Regions from separate parts of the Homo sapiens genome. Here region 2 is linked to region 1. A link is a contact called in ENCODE Hi-C or POLR2A ChIA-PET data. All regions are on one chromosome and are shown on one strand. Each heading gives the region's core, a stretch centred on a gene start or an enhancer-like site at or near the end of the contact. The rest is flanking DNA. Distances are from core to core; before and after follow the strand shown. Region 1 holds the start of LINC01531 (long intergenic non-protein coding RNA 1531). Region 2 holds the start of FFAR3 (free fatty acid receptor 3).

The links. Hi-C counts contacts between places; a loop is a spot of excess contacts on that map. ChIA-PET counts read pairs that join two places held with the same protein, here RNA polymerase II (POLR2A). Pooled maps may share reads with other maps.
Region 2: a loop to region 1 is called in a map with no recorded cell type, with 2.0 times the contacts of the local background. The contact joins the promoter of FFAR3 here to the promoter of LINC01531 in region 1. A Hi-C loop is called at or near these places in 4 of 168 maps with a recorded cell type or tissue (CD14-positive monocyte, GM12878, HepG2 and 1 more), 24 of 37 single-sample maps with no recorded cell type and 13 of 50 pooled maps. POLR2A ChIA-PET finds 5 or more read pairs at or near these places in 3 of 52 experiments (GM12878, H1 and K562).

Annotation. Positions count from the first base shown.
Region 1 is chr19:35,404,228-35,406,968 of GRCh38, reverse strand. LINC01531 (long intergenic non-protein coding RNA 1531) reads right to left here and starts at 1,362. Exons shown (of 5, transcript NR_040046.1): 1 at 1,288-1,362; 2 at 1-384.
Region 2 is chr19:35,357,032-35,359,772 of GRCh38, reverse strand. FFAR3 (free fatty acid receptor 3) reads right to left here and starts at 1,313. Exons shown (of 2, transcript NM_005304.5): 1 at 1,124-1,313; 2 at 1-893. The coding sequence starts at 882.

The DNA.
Region 1 (2,741 bases), core at 113-2,612:
CTTCAGAAGTAGAGGACCAGATGAATGGGAGTGGCCCTGCCGCCACGGGGCTGAGCTCCACCGCTTTTGTCCTGCTCCTCCTCGCCAGGCCCTGACCATCTCTCCACTGACTTGTCCTGGCCCCTTTTCCATTTCTGTGGCCTCTTCCCTCTCCTCCTTGGAGAGTAGCCTGTCCTCTGCTCCCTGCATGCTCTCCTTCCATCCCGTCTCTTCCTGGGGTTATGATCCCAGCAACCTCTTCCCTGAGCCCAGGCGAGGTCAGGTCCCTTGCCTTTTCCTGCAGGTAGATGGGTGGGTTTTCAAAGATGTCTGGTTTCAGAAGCCGGTGGCATCTTGTCTAACTGGACCACCTTTTCCTTTTCCACCAACGGCAGGCTTTTATACCTGGAAGAGTCATGTGGTCAAAAAGAGGAAAGTCAGTGGTTGAGCTCTTTCTAAAGCAGCTTGACCTTCTGGGTCTCCCACCAGATTTTGTCCCCAACAGACTTATTTCACCCAGAGTCCAATTTTTTTTTTTTTGAGGCAGAGTCTTGCTCTATCACCCAGGCTGGAGTTTAGTGGTGCGATCTCAGCTCACTGCAACCTCTGCCTCCCTAGTTCAAGTGATTCTCCTACCCCAGCCTTCCAAGTAGTGGGATTACAGGTGTGCAACACCACGCCCGACTAATTTTTGTATTTTTTGTAGACAGGGTTTCACCATGTTGGCCAGGCTAGTCTCGAACTCCGAACCTCAAGTGATCCGCCTGCCTTGCCTCCCAAAGTGCTGGGATTACAGGCGTGAGCCACTGTGCTCAGCCCAGAATCCAAATTTGAACAGTTTTTTCAGGCTTCCTCCTCCCCCTACATTCCAAGAGGTTGAATTCTGTTTCCTTCCCATGGGCAATTATCCCACACGACTACACGCACATCCATCTCTCACTTCCGCTTTTTCTTTCTTTCTTTCTTATTTTGTTGTTGTTGTTTTGAGACAGGGTCCCACTCTGTTGCCCAGGCTAGAGTTCAGTGGTGCAATCGCGGCCCACTGCAGCCTTCACCTTTCGGGCTCAAGTGATCCTCACACCTCAGCCTCCCGAGAAGCTGGGCCACAGGTGCACGCCACTGCATCTGGCTAATTTTTTGTATTTTTGGCAGAGACGGGGTTTCACCATGTTACCAAGAGTTGTCGAACTCTTGAGCTCAGGCAGTCCACCCGCTTTGGCCTCCCAAAGTGCTAGGATTACAAGTGTGAGCCACCATGCCCAGCCCCAAGTTTGTTTTTAGAAAAAAAAACCTAGCATTGTCCCTTGCCTATAACAGACACTCAAATCCTTGTGGAATGTAAGGATGGAGGTTGGATGTGCCTGTGAATACTTGCTAGCTGATGACACAAGCAAAGAATGTGTCAGAACCTGCGCCTTTTGTCTCCTGTCCTTTATCTGCATTCTGTTGCCCGGGTTACTGGTATGGGGACATCTTTGGTGCTGAGGTCTAGGTTCCAATGAGTCAAAGGGAGAATTCAAACTAAGTTGTCTGGCAGCACCCCAAGACTGTGCTGACCTCACACACAGCTGTATCACGGGAGTGGGCAGTGCATCATCTCAAATCCAACTCAACTGAGCAATGGTTCGGGCTGAGTCACACCATGTATGAATCGGGGGGCGGGGGTATGTGGCTCCTCTCCAACAAGCCACACTGTCTGCTTCCCTGTCACAAAACACATGGAGCCGTTACTCTGTGTGAGGTACTGTTCTAGGAGCTGGAGACAAGAGTGAACAGGATGAACAGAAAACAAGTAGACAAACCAACAAGGCAATTTTACAGGAAGAAAGGAAGTAGGCCAGGCAAGGTGGCTCACGTCTGTGATCTCAACGCTTTGGGAGGCCCAGGCAGGAGGACTGCTTGAGGCCAGGAGTTCAAAACCAGCCTGGTCAACATAGCGATACCCCGTCTCTACAAAAAGTGAGATAAAAAGTCAGGCATGGTGGCTCACACCTATAATCCCAGCTACTTAGGAGGCTGAGGCAGGAGGAGGATTGCTTAAGGCTGGGTGTTTGAGACCAGCCTGGGCAACATAGTGAGATCCCCTGTCTCTACAAAAAAGGATAAAAATAAAAAATTAGCCAGGCATGGTGGTGCACACCTGTAGTCCTAGATACTCAGGAGGCTGAGGCGGGAGGATCACTTGAGCCTAGGAGTTGGAAATTAAAATGAACTATGATGGCACCACTCCAATCCAGTGGTCCTGTCTGGGGGAAAAAAAAGGGAAAGAAAATAAATCGGCTAGGCGTGGTGGGGTTCATGCCTGTAACCCCAGCACTTTGGGAAGCTGAGGCGGGCACATCACTTGAGGTCAGGAGTTTGAGACCAGCCTGGCCAACATGGTGAAACTCTGTCTCTACTAAAAATACAAAAATTAGCCAGGTATGGTGGCGGGCACTGGTAATCCCAGCTACTCAGGAGACTGGGGCAGGAGAATCACCTTAACCTGGGAGGCAGAGATTGCAGTCAGCCGAGATCATGCCACTGCACTCCAGCCTGGGCGACAGAGGAAGACTCTGCCTCAAAAAAAAAAAAAAAAAAGGACCAAAAATCAAACAACAACAACAACAACAACAAAAAGCAAGCAGGGAAATTGAGAGAGAGAGAGAGAGAGATGGGCAGGGCCTGTCAGGAAAGGCCTGGGACATTTGAATGGGTGAGAAGGAGCCACTATCTGAAGAGCGTTCCAGGTAGGGGCACCAGCGGGAACTTAGCCTGAACCA
Region 2 (2,741 bases), core at 64-2,563, 47 kb after region 1:
CAACCTCCTCAGCAGCTCATGAAAGTCGGCTTGGAACCCGGAGGAGGAGAAGTAGTAGACAAAGGGGTCGACACAGGAGTTCAGGGTGCTGAGAAGCGTCACGTAGATCCTCCACGCCGGGCTTTCACCGCAGATATAGCCCACGACATGGGACACGTTGTAGGGCCCAAAGCAGACAAGGAAGTTGAGCAGCGTGGCCGCCAACAGCCCCGCCACCCTCCTCTGCCGGCGGTGGCTGCCCCCTCTGCCGAGGATCCACACCAGGCGGCTGTAGCAGTAGCTGGTGATGATCAGCGGGACCACAAAGAGGACCACAGCCATCTCCAGCCGCACGGGCAGGAGGATGGCTAGCTGGTCCTTCCGGAACTCCAGGTAGCAGGTCCCATTGGTGCCCTGGCTGTGGGAGATGTCCCCTGAGAATTCTATGACGTAGACCACGCTGCAGTGAGCAGAGGCCAACAGCCAGCAGGCCACACTCACCAGACCTGCCTGCCCCAGCCTCGGCCGGGTCTTGTACCACAGTGGGTGGGCCACACTCAGGAAGCGTTCAATGCTCACAGCTGCCAGGAAGAGGGCGGTGAGATAGATGGTGGTGAAGAAGATGAATCCAGAGAGTGGGCAGAGGATGAAGGGCAGGGGCCAGTGCATGCCATTGGCTGCCTCCACCATGCGGAAAGGCAGGAACAGCAGCAGGAGCAGGTCCGAGGCGGTCAGGTTGAGCAGGAGCACGTCCACGGCCACCGGGCGGCGCTGCAGCTTGCCCACGAAGACCACCAGGGCCAGCAGGTTGAGGGGGAGCCCCACCAGGAAAGTGAGAAGGTACACCGAGAAGACGAACCAGTGATTGCCGGAGAAGTAGGACTGGTCGGGGCCTGTATCCATGGTGGTGGCCACTGGTGAGAGAGAGTAACATGGAGTTGGTAGTGGGGGCCCTAACGGCCTCTGGCCAGCAGCATCTCCCCTAAAAGGGCACGAGGTCACTACGCCCACCCCTCTTGTCTCTGGGTGCCTTCCAGGCGGGGTCAGCCTGCCTGTCTTCCTGAGCATGCCCTGTCCCCTGTCCCTTCCCCAGCAGAGAAGCACCAAGGTGCTCCTCCACCCAGCCCCTCGGGCCCAGGCTCACCTGCTTCTTTGAGACCCCAAATGCTCTGCCGCACAGCACCTTGCTGTCTCTCCAGACCTAGTGCAGTTGGCTATTTATCCGGCAGAACTGATAAAGACCTGGCCGTGCCCATGACGTCACTCACTGTTGAGCAGTGGCACATAGATGCCTTGAGCTCCGTTGCCAGGGCTGGTCAGCATGCTAAAAGGGGAACAAATTCCACAACTGCGTGCCTCCCTCCTCATGCAGTCTCAGCTGGGATGCTCTAAGCAGGCCCCAGCCGACGTCTTCCTCTCCCCTTCTTCACTTGAATTTTGTCTGCTTCTCTAGAATGGCATTTATCCAATTTGCCTTGTAAGGGCAGGAAGTGTGATGCAATGACAGAGAGCGAGCTCCGTGAGGTCTGTTTCTTCCTGACTTTGTGATTTGGGGGAAATGACTTAAATTCTCCATGTTTCTGCTTTCTCCCCTGCAGAACAGAGCTCATCATAATACCCATCTCATAGATCAACGCATTAACACATGCAAATTAAAACAATATGTAGGTCGATTAAAAGATTACTAATACATGTTGAGTGGTTTGACGGAAGCCTGGCGTGTGGTCGTGAGCAGGCAGCGGATGCCAGCTGCTATTTTCCCTGTCACTGGTGCAGGATTATCTCTGGGGTGACAATGTAATAATAATAACAATAATAATGGTGGTGGCGATGATGACAGCAGCTGCCTTTTCATGGGCACATAATCCATAGCAGACACTGCTTCTAGGGCAACGCTTTTATGTCATAAAATCCTTGTCCTTCACCGTAGGGAAGTGACTTGCTCCAGGTGATACAGCTTGTGAAATGTCACCACTAGGGTTCAAACCCAAGTGCTGTCCAGTTTCACAGGTGATCTATTAGTTCATTCAAACAATCACAGGGCACAATGAGATATGATTTCACATCCACTAGAATGGCCACAAGCAAAAAGTCAGACAATGCCTATGGTCGGCGAGAATGTAGAGAGATAGGGGCCTCATTCACTGCTGGTGAGAATAATGGGAGGTGGTGTCCCTGCTTTGGAAAGCAGGTGGCAGTTGCTTAAAAAGTTAAACATAAATTCACCATGCGATCCAACAATTCCACCGTAGGTATTTACTTAAGAGAAGTGGAAACTCAGGTCTACTTAAAGACTCAGTCCTAAATGTTCACAGCAGTGTTGGTCATAGTCACCAACAGTGGAAATGTTACCTGGCAGCCCATCAGCTGGTGAGTGAATAAAAAAGTGGCACATCCATATACTGGAATTCTATTTGGCAAAGAAAAGGAATGAGCTACCCATACACACTACAGCCTTATGTTGAGTGAAACAAGCCAGACGTAAAAGACCATGTACATATATTGTCAGATTTCATTTATTTATATGATATGTCCAGAATAGGCAAAGTTATAGAGTCAGAAAGTAGACTCGTGGTTGTCTGGGGGATGGAGGTAGAAATGAAGATTAAGTTGTTTTTTTTTTTTTTTTTTTTTTTTTGAGACAGGGTCTTGTTGTCGCCCAGGCTGGAGTGCAATGGTGCAATCTTGGCTCACTGCAAACTCTGCCTCCCGGGTTCAAGAAATTCTCATGCCTCAGCTTCCTAAGTAGCTAGGATTACAGG